Regions from separate parts of the Homo sapiens genome. Here regions 1, 2, 4 and 5 are each linked to region 3. The links are chromatin contacts, found by Hi-C or POLR2A ChIA-PET in ENCODE. All regions are on one chromosome and are shown on one strand. Each heading gives the region's core, a stretch centred on a gene start or an enhancer-like site at or near the end of the contact. The rest is flanking DNA. Distances are from core to core; before and after follow the strand shown.

Region 1 (2,701 bases), core at 81-2,580, 1.6 Mb after region 3:
TTTTTGTATTTTTAGTAGAGATGGGGTTTCGCCATGTTGGCCAGGCTGGTCTCGAACTCCTGACCTGAAGTGATACGCCCGCCTCAGCCTCCCAAAGTGCTGGGATTACAGGGGTGAGACACCACACTGGGCTCTTTGTTTTGTTTTTTGAGACAGGGTCTCACTCTGTCACCCAGGCTGGAGTGCAGTGGCACAATCATGGCTTACTGCAGCTTTGACCTCCTGACTCAAGTGATCCTCCCACCTCAGCTTTCCAAGTAGCTGGGACTTCAGGCATGCGCTACCATGCCTGGCTAATTTTTAAAATTTTAATTTTGTAGAGATGAAGGTCTCACTATGTTGCCCAGGCTGGTCTTGAACTCCTTCAAGCCATTCTCCCGTCTTGGCCTTCCAAAGTGCTGGGATTACGAGTTTGAGCCACCGCGCCTGGCATGCAAAGAGTCTTTCCCCCTCCCTATCTCTAAAAGTCTTTCAAGGCCCAGCTCAAGAGCCAACCCCACTGCCATAAATGCCCCTTCTCTGATTCTGAGCTCCTCAAATCCTTACTCTTCTGTAGTATTTATCTCACACGCAGAATCAGAGTTGCTTCATGCATGGTTTCTCTCCCTCTCCCGTTAAGACATGGGAGAGGGAGGGCCAAAAGCTTGATTCTCACTAGGGCCTAAGGAACCTTATTTAGCCCACCCAGTCTCTGGCACATAGTATGTAAATATGCTGGCACATAGTATGTAAATATAGATAAATGCAAGAAAGTTGCACTCCCAGCTCCTCGGTGGGCCCTATCAACAGGGCATTCTCTAAAGTCATCAACTGAAGACTGCTTCCCATCCACCCATCCATCCATCCATCCATCCATCCATCCAGAATATGCCTCAACCCCACTGGGTGGAGGTTGGGTCGGCACGCGCCCCCTAGGCCGTTTTGTACGGTTTTATACCTCCAGCCCTCGCAGTTGCGGCTGGTAGAGGATGGCAGAGGTAGGTAGACGATGCAAGTCAAAGGGCACACTCTTCCGCCGCGTAGGATAGGACTCTGTTCGGACGAGTGACCCTGCCCATTCCCAGAATACAGCAACTCTTCAGCCGCCTCTCACCTACATGAGAGGGTGGGGACTCTTCCTGACCGGCGCCCCGGCTGACCAATACCTGATCCAGATCAAGCGAATTAGCCAATGGCTGCGGGTCAGTAATAGGGGCGGGGCATGGTTGCTAGGGCCGAGCTAGTGGGGTGAGGCGAGAGGCTCTGGAAGAGACTCGGTGGTTGCTAAGGCGGGAGGTCACAGAGCGCGGCGCAGGGATTGGGCCGTGTTGGGGGAGGTGTGTGGTGATTGGGCGGCGCCCAGGAGGCGCCCGGGTGAGGCACGGGTGCGCAAGCGGGAGTTCCGGCTGGAGACCCGTGCTCTGGGCCGGCGCCTTCACCATGGCCTCGGCAGAGCTGGACTACACCATCGAGATCCCGGATCAGCCCTGCTGGAGCCAGAGTATGGAATGAGGGTTGGGTCCAGGCGCGGGGAGGTGACCTCATGAACCTGTGGGTTGCGAGCGCAGCTGTAGCCCCGCCCCTCATGCGGCCCCGCCCTCCCTCGGGCCGCCCCCTCATAGGGTCTGGCAGGTCCTAGACTTAGAGAGGCTCAGAGAGCCCCGCCCCTCGTAAGTCCCGCCCCAGAGTGTTCCTCCCTGGCGAGCCCCGCCTCTGCCCGAGTCAGCTGCTCGCTTGGGACCTCTTTTTCTGTCTTTCCTGTCCGGGGTGCTCAGGTCCATGCCCTTTAATCACTTCTCATAGCTGAAGGCTGCCGAAAGCTGGATCCCTCCTGATTCCTTTGTTTGGGATTGGGCTTCCCACATCTAGCCTATCACTTATTATTTTCCCGAAGGCGTGGAGGGGGAGGCTCGCGGGGTCACCGATCCTCGCAGAAGCCCGGGACTCAGAACCCTTAGCCGTCCCTCTCCACTCTTCTCGGCAGTGGTTAACAGTGCAGTCTCTGCCGTCGGGTAGAACTCGACTGAAATCCTGACTCCTTCCTTTAGGAGCTGGATTACCTTTGGTAAGCTACCTTCTCTGAACTTCAGTTTCCTCCTCTGCAAAACCGGGATAAGGATAGTAACCTTCCTCATAGGGCTGTTGGGGCCATCTGGAGATTGTGTAAAGGGCCTGGCATGGAGTGAGTTCAGTAATTGGCATTTACGATCAGCATTGTTTCTCTCCTTACATTAAAGAAAGACATGTAGGATTCTCCACAAAATTAGGATTGACAGCAGGCCCGCATCCATGACAGTGTGAGTAGATCGGGGTCCAGAGAGTGGAAAGTTTGGTCTCTCTGGGAATTCTGGCAGAAGGGCCTTGAAGTATGATCAGCCTGAGGCCAGCGTGTCCCTCACTTGCATTAGTCCAGCATCGCCTTCACGCCTCCTGTCTCACTGCCTGCAGCCCAGCCTCTTAAACTGCTACCACAGTGATCTTTCTAATGCAAAGGTTTGATCTTATACTCTGCTCTCCATAAAACTTACCTCCTTAAGGAGAGCCTTCCCAGATCCCTCCCGTAGCATCTCATGTTCTTTGGTTGGAGTCTAGGAGAGGGCAGCCCTTAGACTCCCGCAGAACAGATGGCCCCAGACCAGCTGTTTTTCCCTAGAACTGGATCTGCTGGCTTAGCGCTTTTGGGTTTATAGATGTAAAAATACTTTGGACACGTTTTGGCGTC
Region 2 (3,100 bases), core at 459-2,958, 1.1 Mb before region 3:
TATTTCCATTTGCGGTTGGCTGAATCTGTGAATATGGAACCCACTGATAGAGGGCTGACTGTATATAAATACATAAAATATCAATACTATATATAATATCAATGCTAGTTGTAGAGATAGGCATATATGGTTTATAAATTTAAGTCACATTCTTTTCTTCTACTCAACAGGAATTTAAAATTTTTATGTTACTTTGCTGGGGGCGGTGGCTCACTTCTGTAATCCCAGCAGTTTCGGAGGCCGAGGTGGGCAGATCACTTGAGGTCAGGAGTTCCAGATCAGCCCAGTGCCCAACATGGTGAAACCTGGTCTCTACTAAAAATACAAAAACTAGCCGGCCGTGGTGGTGCTTGTCTGTAACCCCAGCTACTCCGGAGGCTGAGGCAGGAGAATTGCTTGAACCTGGAAGGCAGTGTGCAGTGAGTTGCAGTGAGCCGAGATAGCGTCACAGCACTCCAGCCTGGGCGACAGAGCAAGACCCTGTCTCAATCAATCAATCAATCAATCAATTAATAAATACAAATTTTGGCCCAGAGTGGTGGCTCACGCCTGTAATCCCAGCACTTTGGGAGGCCGAGGCGGGTAGATCACCTGAGGTCAAGAGTTCGAGACCAGCCTAGCCAACGTGGTGAAACCCCGTCTCTACTAAAAAATACAAAAATTAGGCCGGGCGCAGTGGCTCACGCCTGTAATCCCAGCACTTTGGGAGGCCGAGGTGGACGGATCACGAGGTCAGGAGATCGAGACCATCCTGGCTAACACGGTGAAACCCCGTCTCTACTAAAAATACAAAAAATTAGCCGGGCGTGGTGGGCGCCTGTAGTTCCAGCTACTCGGGAGGCTGAGGCAGGAGACTGGCATGAACCCAGGAGGCGGAGCTTGCAGTGAGCCGAGATCGCGCCACTGCACTCCAGCCTGGGCGACAGAGCGAGACTCCGTTTCAAAAAAAAAAAAAATTAGCCGGGCGTGGTGGTGGGTGGTGGACGCCTGTAATACCAGCTAATTGGGAAGCTGAGACAGGAGAATCGCTTGAACTCGGGAGGCGAGGTTGCGGTGAGCCGATATCGCGTCATCGCACTCCAGCTTGGGCGACGGAGTGAGATTCCACCTCAAAAAAAAAAAAAATTATGTCACTAAAACAGATGGCTTCCTAGGAAAGAAACTGGAAGAAATCTAGAAGTTGAGGATAAGTGATCACAAAAAGGAAAAATTAAAAATGTACATTTTAGAATAAAAATTAAAAAGTAAGAAACTGGAATAACTCTAACTTTCTTGTCTTTTGTGCTTTCAGGTAAAGAGTTTGGAAACTGTTCTTCGGGTGTCCGCTTCCAGTCGCCGACCAATGATCATCTTATAGAGCACTTCCGGCTTCATCTGCCACTCGCTCCTCCGTCTACCTAGCTGGGCTTTCCATTGCGCTTGCGGAAAGCCTACCCCGCCCCGGAACTTAACCGTTGACGAAATGAAAGGTTTAAATCCTCGGATCCTTGATCCTGGAGCGCCGGTGGCGCCCGCAGTTCTCCAAGAAGACTTGGGATTGGTCGAGCGCGGAACCAGTGCGGGGCGCTGATTGGTCGGCACACCAATACGTAACGGCGACCGTGCGCGGCTCTCTAGCACCACCCCCGCTCCCTGACTGGCGAGGTTTCTGACCAGTCAGCAGGCGTGGCGCGGCCTTCAGTTTCGCGAGCTTGTGTTTGCCGCCTCAGTTCCCGCGACCCCAACGTCCCAGAGGCGGGGCCGGAGTCGGCGGTGGCGCTCCTTGGAGCCGGCTCCCGCTCCTACCCTGCAAACAGACCTCAGCTCCGCGGAAGTTGCGGTAAGTGGAGCTTTGTGCTCCTGGTTTCCCCTTGAGAGGCGGCAGCGGGGCCCTGGGAAGGTTGGTGGGTAACATTCAAAGCCCTGTAGTGGGTTCCGCCCTCCAGGAGCCTGGAGCAGATGACGAGAAGGGGAGCTAGTGGGAGAAATTAAGCAGTCCATGAAATCCTTGGGTATCATCTGAGCTAAGGTATGTGAAAGAGGTTTGCAGTCGATAACGTGCCATTTAAAGTTGTTTTTACGGTGGGAATTTCTTGAGGACTGAAACCTTGAATGCTCGCTCTTGCATTCCTCACAATTTCTGGCTCACACTCTGCTACGTAGTAAGGGATCAGTTAATGTTTGAAGTTCATGGACTACTGGAAGTAAAGTGTAAACAGCAAAGTGCGAGAATGCTATGCGTGTGAGTACAGACAGTATAGTACCATCGCCACGGTGTCTGGGAGAAGGTTTCACAGAGGAAGTGACATTCGAGTTGGATTGTGAGGGATGGCGGGGGTTTACTAGGGCATTCCAAGTTAAGGGAGGCATCCTGTGCAGATATTGAAACCGGGGCACTGCAAGTAGTTCAGTTTGACTGGAATGTAGGATGAGTGGATGGGGGGGTTAAGGTTGGAATAATAGAGTGGGGCTGGATTGTGAAGATCCTTTATTCTGTATGTAAAGAAGAGCCATCGGCTTTTTAAAAAAAATTTATTTTTATGTTTATTTTTGAGACGCAGTTTCACTCTTTGGCCCAGGCTGGAGTGAAGTGGAGTGATCTCGGCTCACTGCAACCTCCGTCCCCCGGGTTCAAGCGATTCTCCTGCCTCAGCCTCCCTAGTAGCTGGGATTACAGGCAAACGCCACCACGCTCGGCTGATTTTTGTATTTTTAGTAGAGACGGGGTTTCACCATGTTGGTCGGGCTGGTCTGGAAATCCTGACTTCAGGTGATCCACCCGCCTCGGCCTCCCAAAATGCTGGGATTACAAGCGTGAGCCACCGCCCCTGACATGAGCCATTGACTTTTAAAGCAGGAGAATAATTTGATCAGATTTATATGGAAACACTCTTCTAGCAGCATTATGGGGACTTTTCCATAAGTCTGGTGAGTTGATGAAGTTAGCAACTAAGGTGGTGGGTATGGAAAGATAATTTATATGGAAGAAGGGGTGAGGATGATTTGAACGTTTCTATTGTACACGATAATGACTTTACCTGAGAATATGTTTTGCTAGGTGTAGATGTTGTGTGGTTTTAGTTTTATTACCTTTAGTGGCTTGTACAACACTGACAGAATG
Region 3 (2,883 bases), core at 267-2,766:
CCACACCTTATTCACACACTGCTCCTGCCAAAAAGTGCCTTCTAGTCCTTGCGTAGCTGATCCCTTCCTTCAAAGTTCCAGTGGCCAAGCCCCCACTTCTTGAACTGCTCTTATTCTCTGAAGTCCATGCTGCACTGTCCTATTTATTTTGGTTTACATAGGTCCTGCCCACAGCCAGCCCCAACAAGCCTCCAAAACAGGAAGCAGAGCCCAGGGCCCAACCTAAAGTAGAATATACTGTACTTGAGTATGAGCAAGGACTGGAAGGACACAACCTGTCAGATCTAGGCCCAAGTGAGCCCAGGACTCCAAGGTAGGCCCAGAACACTCTACTGTTCTGTGACACTGGGCAGGGGACAAAGAGCAAAAGAGCCAGCTGCTAATTGCTGTTGTGTAGCCCTTTTTTCCAAGCAGAGTCAAAAGGTCCAATCCAACTGGCTCTTTTGCTTATCTTTTCCCACCAGGAAAACTGAGGCTATATTAGCTTCTAGTGACTACCCTGAGGATAAAGATTTTACTAATCTTGTTCAATGCCTGGCACATAGTAAGTACTCACTAAAAGTTTATTGAACATACAAAAGAGGCATCTGGAATTGGCTATGTAACCCTAGAAACCAAATCCTGGCTTCTTTTCTGTCCAAACAGCTCTACCCACCTTCCCTGTCCCCTTGAGTGCTCACCACTAGGCCAGGTTGCCAGTCTTCATCATCACAGGACCTGCCTTCAGGTTTTCTCTTGGCCAGCTGGCTGGGAGCCAAGCTCCTCCTCTGTAAAGGGAGAACAGAAACAGTGCCTGCAAGGATCCTGCAGCCTAGGCCTACTAGACCCTGACCCAGGGCTATTCCCAGTCTCCCCTAGGCCCACACTTACCATCCTGGGCCTAGGAGTTTAAAACGTCAAGTACCCATGAGCCAAAGGTCAAAAGCAGGCAGCGGCTAAGAGTGTAGGACCAGGGTCTAATCTGTAGAGGGGGCTGCTACATTATTGAGAGGACCGGCTAATTAAAGAGGGGGCATGGATGGCGGGAATCCATCCAGGAACTGGTGTTTGGAACCAAACTGTGAGAGTGGCCGTCCCCAATAAGCCGAGACGAGAGATTAGGCCAAAGAGGAAGAGACCAAGCAGAGATTAGTGTGGGATTGGGGAGGAGGCAGGTGGAGTCCCAGACTGGGCGGAGTGGAGTGGGGATGATGGTCCCAGTCCGGGTGAAGGGAGGAGGTAGTTGCGCGGCGGGGCGGGGTGGGATTGGGGGTGGGTAATCACTGGCCAGGAGAGAGAAGCTGGGGTGAAAGTCCGAGGCCCGGGTGGGGAGGGCGAGTCTGGAGAAAGGAAATTTCCCAGGGCTGGAGGTGGAAACCAGGATCAGACTCAGGGAGGTCGAGCAGGAAGCCACGCGGGCGTGTAAAAAACCCAGGTTAGGAGGGGAATACCAGGAGGGGCTGAAAAGAGCGACAGAGATAGACGCAGACCCCAGCACCTCTCTCTCAACCTTCCTGTTCCCAAAGCGCGCGTTAACAGCCGCCAAGACTCACCGACCCGCCAAGACCGGGTCAATCGAACCTCCCGCCGCGCTGCCGTCGTATCACCCATTGGCTGCGTTCGATGAGTTCGGCGCTCGCGACCCAAGGAAGAGGCGGGAATAGTGCTGCGCCCAATGAGGAGTCTGGGCTCTGGAGCTGGAGAAGCTAAATTGACCTACTAGGAGGCGTGACTTAGATGGGAGGGCGGGGCCAACAGAGGTGGGCGGTTGGGCGAGAAGAGAGGGGCGGGGCGGGGGCGGGGGTGGCGGGGGAGGGGCGGGGCCAACAGCGAGGAGCAGTTGGGCGAGAAGAGCGGGGCGGGGCGAGAAGAGCTGGACGGGGCGGGGAGGGGCGGGGCCAACAGTGGGGAGCGGTTGGGCTAGAGGAGCGGGGCAGGGCTAGAAGAGCTGGACTGGACGCGACGGAGCGGGGAGGGGAGGGGCGGAATTACTACCTGCGAGCTGGAATTCGGCCCGTCTCGGGTGTTTGTCCCAGGTCGGTGAGCTGTGGTCCCGCAGCTATGGAAGGGAAGATTTACGCCACATTGAGCAGCAGGGGAGTTACCACCTGTAGTGGACAGCTGGGGATTATGAAAGGCGGCACATTTCTGGGAGTTTGGATTGAATCTACAGTGGTACCAGGTCTAGAGCGGAGGGCCGGGGTTGGAGTCAGGCCTCGCCCACCCAGAAAGTGGGGAGAGGCATTCGGCCCAGACTGCCACGTGGCGGGCTCGGGCAATGGGAGCCCCCGGATGACGCGACTTTCTCGCTCAGGGGTGTCTTGAAAGAAGCTGCCTTCCTCTCCAAGGCCAAACCGCGTTGGAGGAAGCGTTGTGTTTGGAGTCAGAGATTTAATCATCCAATCTCTCAAAACGTCAGTTTCTTCATATCTAAAGTGGCATTATAATAGTACCTCCCCCCCATGGCTATTCTGACAAGTAAATTAATGTGCGTAAAGCACCCAACAGTGGCATGCACAACCTAGGTACTCACTAATAATGATAAGGGTGTATTTATAGCATTTACCACCAGGCATTTCTGAGCTTCTAAGATATAACAGTTCATGTAATGCTCATGACTATGAGGTAGGTTTATTTTTGTCCCCATTTTGTAAGTGAGGAAACAGGCCTAGATAGGCTAGTAACTTGTACAAGGTCACACACCTGAGTATAGCTTAAGCCATCCTCACAGGGTTATCAAGAATTCTGAGGTCAGGCATGGTGGCTCACACCTGTAATTCCAGCACTTTGGGAGGCCGAGGCAGGAGGATTGCTTGAGCCCAGGACTTCCAGATCAGCCTGGGCAACACGGAGAAACCCCATATCTACAAAAAAATTAGCCAGGCATGGTGGTGCACAGCTGTA
Region 4 (3,072 bases), core at 100-2,599, 1.2 Mb after region 3:
GCCCAGTGCCTGGAGGGGGAGAAAACATCTGGGTTCCCAAAATGGAATCCAGGAGGAAAGGTTCTGTTCAGCTCATTCCAGGAGGAAGGAAAAGGAGAATAAAACTCTGCCAAACTCCATTTCTTTCAACCTTAGTTTTTCCCTCGATCCAGTTAGGATAAGTGCTTATTGTAAACCTTGACTGGACTGATAGAAGGATTTTCAAGGCGTCCTTGGATTATATTCTAGGATCAGGTTTGAGTGGGTACCTGGGGTACAACAAGGATGTCGGAGAAAATGATGGCAGCATCCAGAGGGAAGCGACGCAGTGGCTGTAGGAAACAGGAGACAGGTTGCTAGGTGGCAGACTGAAGGCATAAATCTTTCCCTCTTTTGTGGACCCCTCACCTGCAGAGTCAGTTCACAGCAGGCCTCAGGAGAGCGACACGTGCTGAAAAAGTCCTGGGCAGCCCGGGTTTCCCTAAACTCTGCATACAGAGGGAAGACAGGGCTCAGCCTTGAGGCCCTCCAGAGCCCTCCCCTGCCCCTCGAAAACTTTTCTCCCTCCGGAGTTTTATCTAGATTTCCAGACCCTGACTCTTACCTGGTAAGTAACGGCCTGCCTGGCGCATGCACCAAACGGGAGTGTAGTCTGTTTCCTCTCCCCAGGCTGCTCGCAGGAATGTGTCATTCTTCAGCTCCGGAAAACCCTGAGGTCTGGCGATCAGGTGGGGGTGGGGGTAGGTGTCAGTATGCTACGCTGGAGGCTGGGGAAAGCGCGGGTTCATAAGGCCGATTCAGTCCAGGACCGCTATCTACCTCCTCCAGGCCAGCTCCCAAACCCTGGCTTTCCGCCCGTTCCGCCTCCTCTCTGCCTATCAGGTGGTGCACAAACTCCAGAAGGGCCCGCCCTGGGGCCTCTTCCCTCCACTTAGTCTCTACTCTTCCAAGCTCGAAGCAACCAGAGGGACTGGGGGGAGGGAATGAAGGCCCACTAAGGATAGTTTGGGGGTCTTCGAACTAGTGAGCCTCAGAAACGGGAATGTCACTGGGCTGGTTCAGGGGCTGAGAAATACCCAGGCTGGGGGATAAAGAGGGATCAGAGTTGATGGTCCCAGAATAGAGATCCTGGTTGGAAATCCTGAGGCATCCCTTGAATTAAGGCCCTGGGATGAACATCTCAAAAATCCATGGTTTTAGGATTCAGGATCCCAGCTAACGGAGTTCAGGTTGGGAGGTCTCCAGGGTGGGGAAAGGGGAGTAGAGGGATAGAGTCCTGAGTTGGAAGACTCAAATTAGAAGCCCGGCTAGCCACACCGCGTGCTCTGGAGAACTCACCCCAACCCATTCGCTTCCATGGTCAGCTGTCTGTAACTGCGAGCTCAATCCACAATTTAACCTGAATCTGAGCCTGCCCCCCAGTCCAGGCTCCGCCCCTTTCTGTAGGGAACCAAGAGCGTCGCCATGTTGAAGATCACATGATCGGACTCCAGCGACAGCTCCAGGGCTGCCCTGGCTGCTGCCCGTAGGACCCCTACCTTTTTTCACCGTAAAGTTTGCTGTAGCGACGCAACAACAAAGGCCCAAAAGAAAACTCCGCTGTAAATGTATCTTACGGTGACATGAGGAATTTGTTCTCATCTGACAGTCTGGGTATCCGGAGGCTTGGCGCAAGTCCCACTCATGATACCAACAGTCTTATCCAGCCAGGTCCATACTATAGCCTGGACCTATAGTAGGTGCAGAGGTTAGCTCTGCTCAAGACAGCCCCAGCCTTTAAGGAGCTACAAGACTGGGGAAACAGAAATCAGCAATCACATTAAAATGAATAATGATCTCCAGTGTCCTTGGGATTAGGAGTGACAAACAGAATCAACCCTAATGACTCAAGACTCCTGTCAGTGGCAGGGGAAGGGGCCATTGTCTCAAACACTTTAATCACACCACCCATAGGATAGGGAGTCCAGCAGATTCGCTGGGAGTGGGAGGAAAAACAGCAGGCCGAAGAACCAGAAAAATGACTGTTGGCAATGACCCAGGCTAGCTAGAATGGTGACTTGAATGAGGGTAGTAGCAGTAGAGATAAAATGGTAGTCACAAGGAAATGGAGAGAGGGAGATTGATCAGGTAGCAATCACCAATCTTGGGTTTGGTCGGCTGGGTTAGGGTGGCACAGAGATAAGTAATATGGTTGAGTGTGGGAGTACACAGTCCAATACAGTGAGAGCTGGGGTGCGCTTAGTCCAGAACATACGGCAAAGGCTGGCCAAAGGCGGGGAAGGGCGTGGTGGGAAGCTCTGTCCGCGGTCGCGCCAGCTGTTCCCCGGGCAGGGTCGCCTCTAGGTGCTCACCTCCGCCACTTCGCCATGGCGGGTCCTGGCCCGGGCGCGGTGCTGGAGTCCCCCCGGCAGCTGCTGGGCCGCGTGCGCTTCTTGGCAGAGGCAGCGCGGAGCCTCCGCGCCGGGCGGCCGCTGCCAGCAGCGCTGGCTTTCGTGCCGCGAGAGGTGCTCTACAAGCTTTACAAGGACCCAGCGGGACCGTCGCGCGTGCTTCTGCCGGTGTGGGAGGCAGAGGGCCTGGGGCTGCGTGTGGGCGCCGCAGGCCCAGCCCCCGGTACCGGCTCCGGGCCCCTCCGCGCCGCCCGCGACAGCATTGAGCTCCGGCGCGGCGCCTGCGTGCGCACCACGGGCGAGGAGCTGTGCAATGGCCACGGGCTCTGGGTGAAGCTGACAAAGGTGCGCTCTTCCCTGCCCAGGACCCGGTAAAAGACCCCTGGGGCCAGAGAAACCTCTGGCTGTTTGCCTTTTCTCCCCTGTATTGAGTTGGCATTGCGTTCGGCGCCCTTTGCCCTGGGCTGGGCACGACAGGCGGCTGGGCAGTTCCCTGACGGCTGTCCCCATCCTACGCGTCCCGGCAGGAGCAGCTGGCAGAGCACCTGGGCGACTGCGGGCTGCAGGAAGGCTGGCTGCTGGTGTGCCGCCCGGCGGAGGGCGGAGCCCGCCTGGTACCCATCGACACTCCCAACCACCTCCAGCGGCAGCAGCAGCTCTTTGGCGTGGATTATCGGCCGGTGCTCAGGTACTGCACTTGAAG
Region 5 (2,797 bases), core at 134-2,633, 1.5 Mb after region 3:
AGTAGAGACAGGTTTCGCCATGTTGGCCAGGATGGTCTCGAACTCCTGACATCAGGTGATCTGCCCGTCTCAGCCTCCCAAAGTTCTGGGATTACAGGCGTGAGTGAGAAGAGCACAGCATCAGAAACTAGGCTCTCACAGATTCCACTTCTGCACAGATCCTTTATGTAGGAAGACATTAAATGTGGTAGAGGAATTCTCATAGAACCTACCTCTTTGCCCTTTGTGGCACCTCCTTCTGCCCATTCCACTGAAACACAGGATTTCTCCAAGTTCACAGTCCTTACATTGGCACTGTGAATTAAACCTATAAAGTATGAAAAAACCAGAGTTACCCATCTCTTTCCTGAGAGCTTCACTTTTAGGATTCCACAGAGATTCCCAAAGTGGAGTTAACCTGAAGGAACAGGCAGCTACCTTAAAAAAAAAAAAAAAAAAAACTAAGAGAAACAAATAAATCTCCTGGGCTTCACCTTTAGAATATCCACAGTGAGGTGGGCTGGGGACAGGTTTTTAAACTGAGCTGCATGGGATAAGGATTCACCCCTACTCAAGAGAGCCTACAAAAAAAGAGAGATAGAGCCTACAAAAGAGAACATACAAAAGGTATGTTTGAGCACAGGATTCCCCACAACCCTTAGATGAACTTTTCCTCAACATAGCATTGAGGATCTGGCCCTTTTGGGGTTTTCCTAACTCATTTCTGGCGGTCATATCTGTCCATTTCCCTAATGACACGGGTATCAGACCTGCCAGAACTGCGGTACCTGCTTAAGCAAAAGAGAGAACGACTACAAGCTCCTCAAGCGCAGGGTTCTTGTCTGTCCCGTTTACCTGACATACCGCAACTGCGCAATATTTATTCGAGAGTAAAGGGGCCAGGAGACCGAGGTCCCCATAAGAGCAGGGCATTTTCAGGGGAGAATTTTGGAAGGGAAGTGAATTTAGAAGTCCCAACTTCCCTGGGAGGTCTACCAGCCTTGGAGAAGGTCCGCCCACTCCCAGAGGACTGCGAAAGGGACCACGTACAGCGCAGGGACTCTCACCCCTGTGTAGGCAAGAATGACTGCCAGTGCAGAGACCCGGAGTGAGTGCGTGTGAAAAGGAGGGAGGGAGAGAAAGAGAGTGAAAGCCCATCTGTGTGTCCGGGGACGGGCAGTAATTTCAGTCGTCTCACCGCTCACGAGTCCCCTTGACCTAGGGACCCCGCTCCTCACCATTACTGCGTTGGATCTTGATAGCGAGACCGGGAAACAGGCGGGCCTGAAGCGACGAGTCCATGGCCATTCGGAGAGTCAGCAAGGAAGAGAAACGCGCAATACCAAGAAACCTCAATTTCGCTAACCCTACGAAGTCTTAACGCCGCGTAAACCGCCGCAGTTTAAATCCCGCGCGCAAGCGTCCTTAAAACGTCATTCCGCTGTCCCCGCCCTCGCTTCCGCCAGTCAGCGGCGCCCTGCGGAGCCTTGGGGGAGACGCAGTTCCCAACCATCTTCCTACGCTTGGCACCGCCCATGCGTCTGGCCACACCCCCGAGCGCTGTGCCTTCTGGGAACTTCGCCGCTACGTGGGGTCTGGGGCTCCCATTTCTGGTATTGTCCTCGGTCACCTTGTACTGCGGGGTTCCCGAAAACTGGGAAACTTCAGTATGTATTTGACAATGAGGGCTCTGGGATCCTACAGACATGGGTTCGAATCGTAGCTTCTTCAATTGCAAGTTCAGTGACCTCGAGCAAGTTGGAGACTTGGCCGGGCGCGGTGGCTCACTCCTGTTAATCCCAACACTTAGGAAGGGAGAGGTGGGAGTGATCGCTCGAGATCAGAAGTTCGAGACCAGACAGGGCAACATAGCCAAGACCCTGTTCTCAAAGCAAAACAAAACCACAGATTAGAAACTTGACTTAGTTTTTCTTATTAAATAGTGCAGAAGCATGTTGCCTCATTCAAGGAGTTATGTATAAATTTCCAGAAAGACACTGATTCACCAGATATTTATTGAGTGAAGTCTACCACCTGCTAGGCATGGTACCAGGAAATGGAGATAATGAACTAGACACATAGTTCCTGTCCTCCTTTTTTTTTTTTTCCATTTAACCCTTAGTGGACACAGCACATGTTTCAGAGAGCACGGGGTTGGGGGTAAGGTTATAGATTAACAGCATCCCAAGGCAAAAGAATTTTTCTTAGTACAGAACAAAATGGAGTCTCCTATGTCTACTTCTTTCTACACAGACACAGTAACAATCTGATCTCTCTTTCTTTTCCCCACATTTCCCCCTTTTCTATTCGACAAAACCGCCATCGTCATCATGGCCCGTTCTCAATGAGCTATTGGGTACACCTCCCAGATGGGGTGGCGGCGGGGCAGAGGGGCTCCTCACTTCCCAAATGGGGCAGCCGGGCAGAGGCGCCCCCCCCCCCCACCTCCCAGACAGGGCGGCGGCTGGGAGGGGGCTGCCCCCCACCTCCCAGACGGGGCGGCTGGCCGGTCGGGGGCTTTCCCCCCACCTCCTGGACGGGGCGGCTGCCGGGAGGAGACGCTCCTCATCTCCCGGACGGGGCGGCTGCCGGGCAGAGTGGCTCCTCACTTCTCAGACGGGGCGGCCAGTCAGAGACGATCCTCACCTCCCAGACAGGGTGGCGGCGGGGCAGAGACACTCCTCAGTTCCCAGACGGGGTCGCGGCGGGGCAGAGGCGCTCCCCACATCCCAGACGATGGGCGGCCGGGAAGAGACGCTCCTCACTTCCTAGACCGGGTGGCGGCCGAGCAGAGGCTGCAATCTCGGCACTTTGGGAG

Evidence for each region. A loop is a pair of places that touch in the nucleus more often than their neighbours do. ChIA-PET counts read pairs that join two places held with the same protein, here RNA polymerase II (POLR2A). Pooled maps may share reads with other maps.
Region 1: a loop to region 3 is called in a map of naive thymus-derived CD4-positive, alpha-beta T cell, with 25 times the contacts of the local background. The contact joins the promoter of TMEM53 here to the promoter of RAD54L in region 3. A Hi-C loop is called at or near these places in 1 of 168 maps with a recorded cell type or tissue (naive thymus-derived CD4-positive, alpha-beta T cell), 1 of 37 single-sample maps with no recorded cell type and 9 of 50 pooled maps. POLR2A ChIA-PET finds 5 or more read pairs at or near these places in 1 of 52 experiments (naive thymus-derived CD4-positive, alpha-beta T cell).
Region 2: a loop to region 3 is called in a map of CD8-positive, alpha-beta T cell, with 23 times the contacts of the local background. The contact joins the promoter of STIL here to the promoter of RAD54L in region 3. A Hi-C loop is called at or near these places in 2 of 168 maps with a recorded cell type or tissue (CD8-positive, alpha-beta T cell and ascending aorta), 1 of 37 single-sample maps with no recorded cell type and 11 of 50 pooled maps.
Region 4: a loop to region 3 is called in a map of breast epithelium, with 15 times the contacts of the local background. The contact joins the promoter of UROD here to the promoter of RAD54L in region 3. A Hi-C loop is called at or near these places in 1 of 168 maps with a recorded cell type or tissue (breast epithelium) and 9 of 50 pooled maps. POLR2A ChIA-PET finds 5 or more read pairs at or near these places in 1 of 52 experiments (T-cell).
Region 5: a loop to region 3 is called in a pooled map, with 11 times the contacts of the local background. The contact joins the promoter of KIF2C here to the promoter of RAD54L in region 3. A Hi-C loop is called at or near these places in 10 of 50 pooled maps. POLR2A ChIA-PET finds 5 or more read pairs at or near these places in 5 of 52 experiments (B cell, HCT116, K562 and 2 more).

What each region holds. Positions count from the first base shown.
Region 1 is chr1:44,673,110-44,675,810 of GRCh38, reverse strand. It overlaps TMEM53 (transmembrane protein 53), which reads left to right and starts at 1,330. Exons shown (of 3, transcript NM_024587.4): 1 at 1,330-1,480. The coding sequence starts at 1,420. It overlaps ARMH1 (armadillo like helical domain containing 1), which reads right to left and starts at 1,097. Exons shown (of 12, transcript NM_001145636.2): 1 at 938-1,097. RefSeq lists silencers at 1,158-1,207, 1,278-1,327, 1,478-1,617 and an enhancer at 1,385-1,886.
Region 2 is chr1:47,312,755-47,315,854 of GRCh38, reverse strand. It overlaps STIL (STIL centriolar assembly protein), which reads left to right and starts at 1,708. Exons shown (of 17, transcript NM_001048166.1): 1 at 1,708-1,819. RefSeq lists a silencer at 1,602-1,651 and an enhancer at 969-1,698.
Region 3 is chr1:46,246,396-46,249,278 of GRCh38, reverse strand. It overlaps RAD54L (RAD54 like), which reads right to left and starts at 1,516. Exons shown (of 18, transcript NM_003579.4): 1 at 871-1,516; 2 at 681-767. The coding sequence starts at 873. RefSeq lists a silencer at 1,696-1,955.
Region 4 is chr1:45,010,531-45,013,602 of GRCh38, reverse strand. It overlaps UROD (uroporphyrinogen decarboxylase), which reads right to left and starts at 1,349. Exons shown (of 10, transcript NM_000374.5): 1 at 1,318-1,349; 2 at 584-696; 3 at 388-467; 4 at 249-311; 5 at 1-9. The coding sequence starts at 1,337. HECTD3 (HECT domain E3 ubiquitin protein ligase 3) reads left to right here and starts at 2,279. Exons shown (of 21, transcript NM_024602.6): 1 at 2,279-2,714; 2 at 2,897-3,057. The coding sequence starts at 2,346. RefSeq lists enhancers at 1,253-1,382, 1,423-1,472 and silencers at 2,233-2,362, 2,443-2,612.
Region 5 is chr1:44,738,423-44,741,219 of GRCh38, reverse strand. KIF2C (kinesin family member 2C) reads right to left here and starts at 1,383. Exons shown (of 21, transcript NM_006845.4): 1 at 1,218-1,383; 2 at 213-307. The coding sequence starts at 1,287. RefSeq lists an enhancer at 1,563-1,732.